Regions from separate parts of the Mus musculus genome. Here region 1 is linked to region 2. Evidence: chromatin contacts called from ENCODE Hi-C or POLR2A ChIA-PET data. All regions are on one chromosome and are shown on one strand. The core of a region is the stretch at or near the end of the contact, and the rest is flanking DNA. Distances in the headings are between cores, read along the strand shown.

Evidence for each region. A loop is a pair of places that touch in the nucleus more often than their neighbours do. ChIA-PET counts read pairs that join two places held with the same protein, here RNA polymerase II (POLR2A).
Region 1: a map of T-helper 17 cell shows a loop between it and region 2 (4-fold over the local background). The contact joins the promoter of Zfpm1 here to the promoter of Fbxo31 in region 2. A Hi-C loop is called at or near these places in 1 of 37 maps with a recorded cell type or tissue (T-helper 17 cell). POLR2A ChIA-PET finds 5 or more read pairs at or near these places in 1 of 5 experiments (embryonic stem cell).

The regions. Positions count from the first base shown.
Region 1 is chr8:122,280,542-122,284,605 of GRCm38, reverse strand. It overlaps Zfpm1 (zinc finger protein, multitype 1), which reads right to left and starts at 2,465. Exons shown (of 10, transcript NM_009569.4): 1 at 2,084-2,465. The coding sequence starts at 2,123. Gm39269 (a long non-coding RNA gene) reads left to right here. Exons shown (of 3, transcript XR_879285.3): 1 at 1-185. RefSeq lists enhancers at 1-243, 1,608-1,851.
Region 2 is chr8:121,576,960-121,581,248 of GRCm38, reverse strand. It overlaps Fbxo31 (F-box protein 31), which reads left to right and starts at 2,443. Exons shown (of 9, transcript NM_133765.4): 1 at 2,443-2,791. The coding sequence starts at 2,494. It overlaps n-TMcat17 (a tRNA gene), which reads left to right and starts at 1,948; the gene lies at 1,948-2,020.

The DNA of each region.
Region 1 (4,064 bases), core at 1,216-3,715, 700 kb before region 2:
ATGGAAACGCTATCGCGGCTGCCATCGGTTGCAAGCCTTATCAGCACGGCACATCTATCTTTGCGCAGAACAAAAGGCGCACAGAGGCAAGCGGGCAGCTGCAACCCGGCTTTGGTGGGGGCGTGGAGGGCGTCGGCCCCTAGAGCTCAGCCTGCTTCCCCTCCGCACCCTGAGACCCGCCACAGGTGAGGCCAAGGCACCAGGCGAACAGCTGTGAGGGCCTCACGCATGGCCTTGAGCAGAGAGCAGGCGGGCAGGCGCCTCCGCATGGTGACAATCAACGTTCGCATCTTAACGCGTTTAGATCTGCTAGGGGAGGAGGGGCCCGGGCCACGAGTTGCACAGAGGGCTCTGAGCCGCCCCTCGCCCCCCCAGGCCTGCTCTCCTCTTCTGCTCGAGTCGTGGGGCACTGTGAGGGGATCGGAGGGGCTCTCCTGCACAGTCTCGGTCCTAGATCTCAGAGTATGGGGTTTCGCTGACCCAAGTGGGTTGGGCTCTGCTGGGCTCCTGCGGGCTTATCAGCGCTGGCGATCCGTTCCCAACCTGAGATCTCCCTGCCCTAGCTATCTGCATTTCTCATCAAACTGAAACACACACACACACACACACACACACACACACACACACACACACACGCACACGCTCACGCTCACGCACACACACATACACGCGAGAACAGAACCCAGCAGAGGCGCACAGGCGAGGAGGGGAAAAAGAAACCAGAGAACCAGCACAGATCGGGACCTGTGGGTGGCTTTAATTCTTCAGCTGACATGATAGAAGGAGACTTTCGGAAAACAGGTCCAGCACGCATTTGGGGAGTCGGGTTACCAGAACCCAGATTCCTCCCCGTCCCCCCCCACTTCAGTAGGGGGTACTCTCACAAGCTAAAATGCACACTTGGTCCTGGTGGCAGTGTGATGTGGACAGAGGAGGTAGCTCAGGCGTCTGGAGCTGGAAAGCCGGATGCCCAGCCCCCCTCCCGTCACCTCCTGGGCAGCCCAGATGACCTGTCGCTCTCGCCAAAGGGAAGCTCCGGGGAGGAAGCCCCGCGCCCTGCCGGGAGAGGCGCGAAGTTATTATTGGTGTGGCGTGGGGAGGAGCTCTTCCTGTGTGCTTACTCGCTCCTAGAGCAGCCAAGAGGCCCCGCAACCTGGTAGCCCCAAGAGCCCAGGAGGGTCTTACTGTAGGGGGGCACGGATGATGTAGGATTATAGGGTCTGCCTTGCTCGGGAAAGTGCCCACGGGAGAACCTGCGAGAAACTTCACTCGGGAACAACGTTTGAGTGCCTGAGGTCCCTGGATGGTTCAGGATAACCCCTCGGATGGAGGTGGAGAGAGCGGTGCCCATGGGCATCCATTCGTGTAGCGTTGTTAGGGGCAGTTGGTGGGTCGGATCTCCACATGTCCCCCAGCAGGCAGAGGTCGGATCGAAAACTCCAGAGCCGGAGCGGATAAAGGGGGTTTGGTCAGCCAGTGCCAAATGCCTAGGTTGGAGCAGCCTCCACTACCTATTCCGCTGCCTTGTCGCTCTGCAGCCAAAGCGCTGCGGTGGGCGCCGGCCGGTCCCCGCAGTCCCAAGTCCCCCTTACTCCCAGGTCTTTCTCCTTCTGCCTCTAGATACAAAGCCTGGGAGAGTCAAGCACGCCAGATAAGATCACAATTTCAGCCCGTCCCGACAGAGCGATCTTATCAGGATGGGACTTGCAGAATGGAATATTTTAAACTTTATCTGAGCCCAGATCGGGGCCGCCCTATCGCCGCACCATCTCGGATGCGGGGGAGGTGCAGGCTGCGAGGTGGCCCGGCTCTGCTGGAGCCGCGCCCCCAGACACTCTCCTTCCGGCTCTCGGGACCCGCCACCCTCTCTGGGGCCCGGACCCCCTGGGTGCCCATGCTGAGACGCGGGGGCCCTGCCCGCCGGCAGAGATTAGATTACGGCGCGCTTGGCACTCGGCGCGGGGGGCGCGGCGCGGGGTGAAGGTCGCGGGCGCAGCGGGGTTGGGCGGCCGCGCAGGGGCGGCGCGGGGCGGCGGGGCGCCAGCGGGGGTCTGGCGGGCACCACGGGCAAAGTTTGACTCACGCTTGATCTGCCGGGGATTGCTCTGTTTCCTCCTGGACATGTCTCCGGCGCCGCGCGCCCTCGCGGCGGCCGCCTCTAGCCCCTGGCGGGCGGCGGCGGGCGGCAGGGGCGCGGCGGGGTAGCGGGGCGGCTCATGCCCCCGGCCCGCGGGCTCCACGGCTGCCTCGGCCCGCGCCCCCAGCCCGCCGCGCCGCGCGTGGGCCGCCGGCGCCGCCGCGGAGGCCCGAGGCCACGGCCCTGCGCTCGGGCGCGCGGACTGCCCGGCGGGCGGCGGGCTGGTGGCGGCTTCTCTGCTCCGGCGCAGACGCCGCCGCCGCCGCCGCTCAGCTTTTCTCAATGGAACCTGCGAGCCGCGAGCGGCGAACCGGCGGCCGCCGCCAGGGCGCTCCCCGCAGGCTGGCCAGGCGGGCGGGGCCTTCGCGTAGCTGGCGGCGGGCCCCGCCTCTCGCCACGCCCCGGACCGTCCTCCGCGGTAGCGCCTTCCCACCCGTGCTGACCCCGCCCTCAGGCCGTCCTTCCCACTGGCCCCGCCCCAAACTAGCGCTCGTCTTTTCTCTGCTTGCACCGACTTCCGCGTACTCACCCAGCCTGGGCCGGGCCTTCTGTCCTCGCGCTGGCTCCACCCCTCATCTGTGCTCCTCGCGCTGACCCCGCCCTTCAGCCGATTCTTCCCACATTGGTCCCGCCCTTCGGCCGTCCCTCCTCGCGTTGACCCCGCCCCTCAGCCGTCCTCCTCACATTGACCCCCGCTCCTCAGCCGTCCTCCTTTCGTCGACCCTGTCCCTCAGCAACCTTATTACCCTGATCCCGCCTATCAGTTGTCCTCCCCACGTTGTCCCTGCCCCTGCCCCGCCCTCACAGTGACCCTGCTCCTCAGCTACACTCTCTTGTTGACTCCCTTTGCTCGTCCTCCTCACAAGAGCACAGCCTCAGCTGTCCTCAAACTGATCCCGCCCCTTTACTAGTCCTTCCCACGGGCTCCGCCCCTGTATTCCTTGCCACCCTGCTGGCCACGCCCACAACCCGCCCTTCCAGGTGCTGGCTCCGCCCACGTCTCCTCCTTCTTTGCCTTCGCCACGCCTCCGTAGGCCCGCCTTCTCCCTGGCCCCGCCTCTGCTCCGTAGTCCTTCGCACAGGCCTGGTCCTTCCCCGCCCCCAACACAGGCCTTGCCCACGTCTGTCCAATCCTCAGCTTTGTCCTCACCTCCTCCGGGCTGGCCCCTGGGCTGGCCCCAGGTCGCGCCGGCCTTGTCCCGAATTCCCACCCTCGTTTCTAGATAGACCTCTAGCCTTCTTAGTTAGTTGTAGTTTCCTGAGGTTATGTCCGCAGGCCTATTTAGGACTTGGAGACCTGTTCTGCCCCTTGGAGACCTGTGCAGCAGCCCCGCGGCACAGGCCCCTAGCTTGTCTGGCCCTGCCCCTCCGCTCTGGAGCTCCGCCCCCATGGCTTAAGTTGTGCTGCCCCTTGAAGCTGTGCCTTTCAGGGAGCCAGCAGTGGGGTCTGGATGCCCGAGGCCTGGACACTAAATTTTTGCTGGACTTTGAAAGTTGACAGAGACTCTGATCCAGAAGGAAGCTTCAGTATGAGATTTGCAGCTTCCGATGACTGTGGGTAGCCTCAAGTGGTTCAGTCTTATGCCTAATTGGAGGGGAGGGGAGGGAACCTCAGGTTTTTCCTTCTTGAACTCAGACCTGCCCGGAAATCCGGGAGGAGCCAGAGGTCAGCTGGCCTTGTTTAACCGCAGCCGATGCCACAGTGAACATCTGCCAAGGAGGTGTTCCCCCATTCCCCCAGCTTCCTCTGCTGTCACAGCCTAAGGAGGCAGGTTTCCAGTGCCCACGCAGTGTGCTCCAGACCCAGGTCAAGAATGTGCCTCTTGTTCTGTGAGGATATTGAAACTTGAGACATGCACAAGATCAACGCAGCTTCGGATGGGGTCATGTCCTCATCCAAAGCAAACCAAATGGGCACCGTTGATGT
Region 2 (4,289 bases), core at 1,194-3,693:
ACACCTGGCTAAGACCAACTATCTTGCTAAAATGGCACATTTTACAAGAGAAGACAATTTAAGAATGCTCTTTCCTGGGCAGTGCTGGCGCACGTCTTTAATCCCAGCACTCTGGAGGCAGAGGCTGGTGGATCACTGACTTGGAGGCCAGCCTAGTCTATAGTGTGAGTTCCAGGCCAGCCAGGGCTACACTGAAACCCTGTCTTGAAAAACAAACACACAAAAACCAAGCCAACCAACCAAACAGAAAGAATAGTGTTCAATGTCTGGGAAAACGAAGGGGAATGGTTGCTGGGATAGAGCCTGGACAAGCTGGAGGCTCACACAGTGTTTGCTTTTCAGTCTTTTCAACTTAGCTAAGCCTATACTTTAATGTTAACCTTCTCTCCTCCATGGGGCTAGGATTACTGGAGCTTGCCGTCACATCACGGAGGCTGGCTTTGTTTTTGATTTGCAATAGACCAAGATGTAAACAGAGCAAGTGTCACGCTTTGGAATGGAAGCACGCCCAGCGCTGTAGTGCCCAGCCTCCTCTGCCAGCTGCAAAGGTTGCTGATGCAACCACCAGTACCTTCTGTTCCCTCTCGGCCTCAGGTTCCTCATTCTTCAGCATGACACCTTGTTTGTTTTTATTTTACAGGCTCGCTTGGAGAGTAAACCCCCCTCCCCCAACCTGCTGCTTGCCACATCCAACTGGTGTTTATAATAAGCCATAACCTTTGCTCTGGCATAGTCCCCGGAGGGACAACATGGGACGCTTCTTAGAAGGAGTGGTTTTGAAGCTGGGGAGAAGGGTGTGAGGTCCCCACAGATTGGGAACTGTGTTCTTCAGGGCACACTCCCGCTCCCTCCCGTCCCCAATCCAGTGAGGTGATGGACCAAATGGAGGTGAGACAGAAGCCAGGGCTAGAATGTGAGAAATGTGACCTGGGCAGTCAGAGAGGCCAGGAGGTCAGGGAATAGCTTACAGTGAATGAGCAATGCGGAACTCGCCAGCATTTTGTTTACAGCATCTACACACACACACACACACACACACACACACACACCCCTCTCACAGTTGTTCAGTGAAGGCTGATTGACAGCCCATGAATGATAGACCAGAAGGGTTCATCTTGGAGCAGACAGTCTAGGGTCTCAGCCACATGCCCACAAAGAGCTTACCCTCCCCCGTGGGCATTAACACACGGGGACAAGAGGCAGCGTGTGCTCAGCTACACTTTTACACGATGTTAATATTATCAGGTAATTTAAGTCTTTTTTGTTTTGTTTTGTTTTGTTTTTTACATGAAATCTTGCCGCATAGCTCAGGTTGTCCTGAAAAGTCCCCACCCTCCTGACTCATCTCCCTAAGGTCTAGGATTACAGGCCACCAAGTGGAGCCTTTGCTTAATGCTATTGTTAATCAATCAACGAATGCATTAGGTAATATCTGTTTGCTTGTTGGGATAATTTACTGAGCGGACTGCTAGGAGGCACAGGGTCTCACGTAGCCCAGGCTGGCCGTAAAGTCACTAAGTAGCCAAGAGTGACCTTGTAATTCTGATCCTCCTGCCTTGATCCCCTAGCCCCAAGTTGGGATGAGAGACCGCCACGCAAACGGTTAATTTTAATAATAAAAAATAGGCGATATTGTTATATAGGGTCATTAAGGGCAGAGCTGCGGAGGATACCCCAGACTACTCTTTTCCTGAGAGGGAAGTTTCTAGACGCCTTGTGCTGCGCGGGGCAATGTGAGCTGGAGAGCAGGTTTGGGGACACCAGGAACTCCCACCTCACTGAGCACCAGACCTTTCCTTTTGCAACCAAGGTAATCTTGGCAAGTTAGTTTAGATGTAGTGTTGCTAGGCGACGGTAGCTTTGGTTTATGGTTTCCCTTGCCAGATTTTGTTCATGGCGAGGCCACCACCTGTGCAAAGGCCCTGGCAGCGAGCTTGCTGCTAAGGAGCCTCGTTAGCGCAGTAGGTAGCGCGTCAGTCTCATAATCTGAAGGTCGTGAGTTCGATCCTCACACGGGGCATCCTGCATTGTTTTCTTGCTTAAGGTAAAACCCCTTCGTTCTACCCTGTAAACGGGGTCAGAGGTGGGACTTGTGGGAGGGGTGTGGTCATGCTAGGAGCGGGGCTTTCCGGAGCTGAACCCGGCGACCCTCTTTTAGTGAGCAGCTGGGCGTCCTAAGTTTCTAGCCAAACGTTTTGGGGGCGGAGCCTGGAAATAGGGTGTGGCTCCATACAAGGGCGTGGACCTAACACGTAGGGCGGGGCCTACTGCTCAAGGGGCGGGGCGAAGCGTCTGGGTGGGGCTTGGAAGGGTGGGAGCGTCTAGGGGCGGGGCGAGTCTTCATGGGGGCGTGTGAGGGGTTGGGGTCGGAGGGCGTGGTCACGCTTGGGGTGGAGCTTGAGGAGCCTGCAAGCGGGACTACGGCTGCCTGGCCGCCTGCGCAGAGCGCTGTGCGTGCGCGTCCGCGTGCGCGCCTCCGCGGTGGTGACGGGCATGGCGGTGTGTGCTCGGCTCTGCGGCGTGGGCCCCGCGCGTGGGTGCCGCCGCCGCCAGCAGCGCCGCGGCCCGGCCGAGACTGCGGCGGCGGACAGTGAGGCGGACACGGACCCCGAGGAGGAGCGCATCGAGGCGGGGCCGGCGCGTTGCTCTCTGCTGGAGCTCCCGCCTGAGCTGCTCGTGGAGATCTTCGCGTCGCTGCCCGGCACCGACCTGCCCAGCCTGGCTCAGGTCTGCAGCAGGTTCCGCCGAATCTTGCACACGGACACCATCTGGAGACGGCGCTGCCGCGAGGGTGAGCGGGTGCATCCCCTAGTACGGACACTTGGCCGAGGCAGGAGCATGGTGTGGAGTTCCAAACCAGGCCTGCTGCAGAGTGAGAAAACCAGACAGCTAGCAGGCCAGGGCTGCAGAGTGAGATCCTGTTTTTAAAAATGTCAGACCCCGTCCCCCTAAACCAAACCTACAGCCCACCCTCCCGGTGCAGGAATAATGAGGACGCAAAGCGGCCACAGTCCCATTTGAAGGCCTTACGTCCGTGTACATACATCACGGTACTCAGCCTGAATGGCTTGTTGGTGTGTGTGTGTGTGTGTGTGTGTGTGTCCTGGAGGCTTGCTGTTCCGTGAAGGGAACATCAGGGATTCCACTGCCTGCATGTCACACAGGCTAGTGCTCTGACTGTGTGTGGGCTTCAGCCTTTTCTGTCTTCTGGCCACAGCACGCCGGAGACTGCTTTGTGCATTTTGTAGAAATGCAGGGGATTTACATCTATCTTGTGAAAACCTCTGGGGTGGTTCATCTTCGTGAGCCTGCACTTCTCCAAGTGGGATTGTGGGATGGCAGGCTGTGTGAGGAAGCGGTTTCCCCAGGTCCTCCCTGCTGCAGGGTTCTTGTGTAATTTCACGGTTGACATCAGGGTTCTGGCTTGTCTCCCCTTACCTTCGCACTGTGGGAAGTTGGGGTAATCTTACCCCACGTCTGAGTGGGATTGTGACTTGGGTAGGGGCTTTTATAATAAGTATGCAAAGCCTTCAGTCCTGAACATGACTGGTATGTCTGTTGGCCCAATGTAACGTCCTGTTTGTCTTTTGTCTTGTTTTCTTGTATAAGATCCTCAGTAGTAACCTTTAGTCGCACAGGATGGGTGATGTTTGTTTTCAGCTTCTGTCTGAGCACTGTTCTTTCTTTTTTACAAATTACTCTGTTACTCTGTTTATTGTTATTGTGTGTGTGTGTGAGAGAGAGAGAGAGAGAGAGAGAGAGAGAGAGAGGGGCATGCATGTCTTTGGAGGTTAGAGGACATCTGTTTCTTCTCTGGCAGTGGTCCTCAACCTTCCTATTGCCACAACCCTTTAATACACCTCATGCTGTGGTGACCCCCAGCCATACAGTTATTTTGTCGCTACTTCATAACTGTAATTTTGCTGCTGTTAAGAACTGTAATGTAAACGTCTGTGTTTGCCAGTGGTCTTAGGTGAACCGCTAATGGGTCCTCAGGTTCTCACCGCACAGGTTGAGGACCTCTCCTCTCTGGGTTCAGGGCATGGAGCTCAGGTTGTTGGTCTGTGCAGCAAGGCTTTCTTTGACTGGTGTTCACCTGATGGTTAGCGTGTGCACCTTTGACACCCGGGCACACTCCAGAGTGCTCTCCATTGGTCTGCTGGGCCTGTGCTGATTTTGGGGGAACTCTAGGGGGCCTGGGTAGGTCATTGCTAAGACCAGGATCACAGACTTCTGTGAAACTAGAGATTTCAGAGGGGTGCTCTGGCCATGCTAGCTCAACTGGAGCT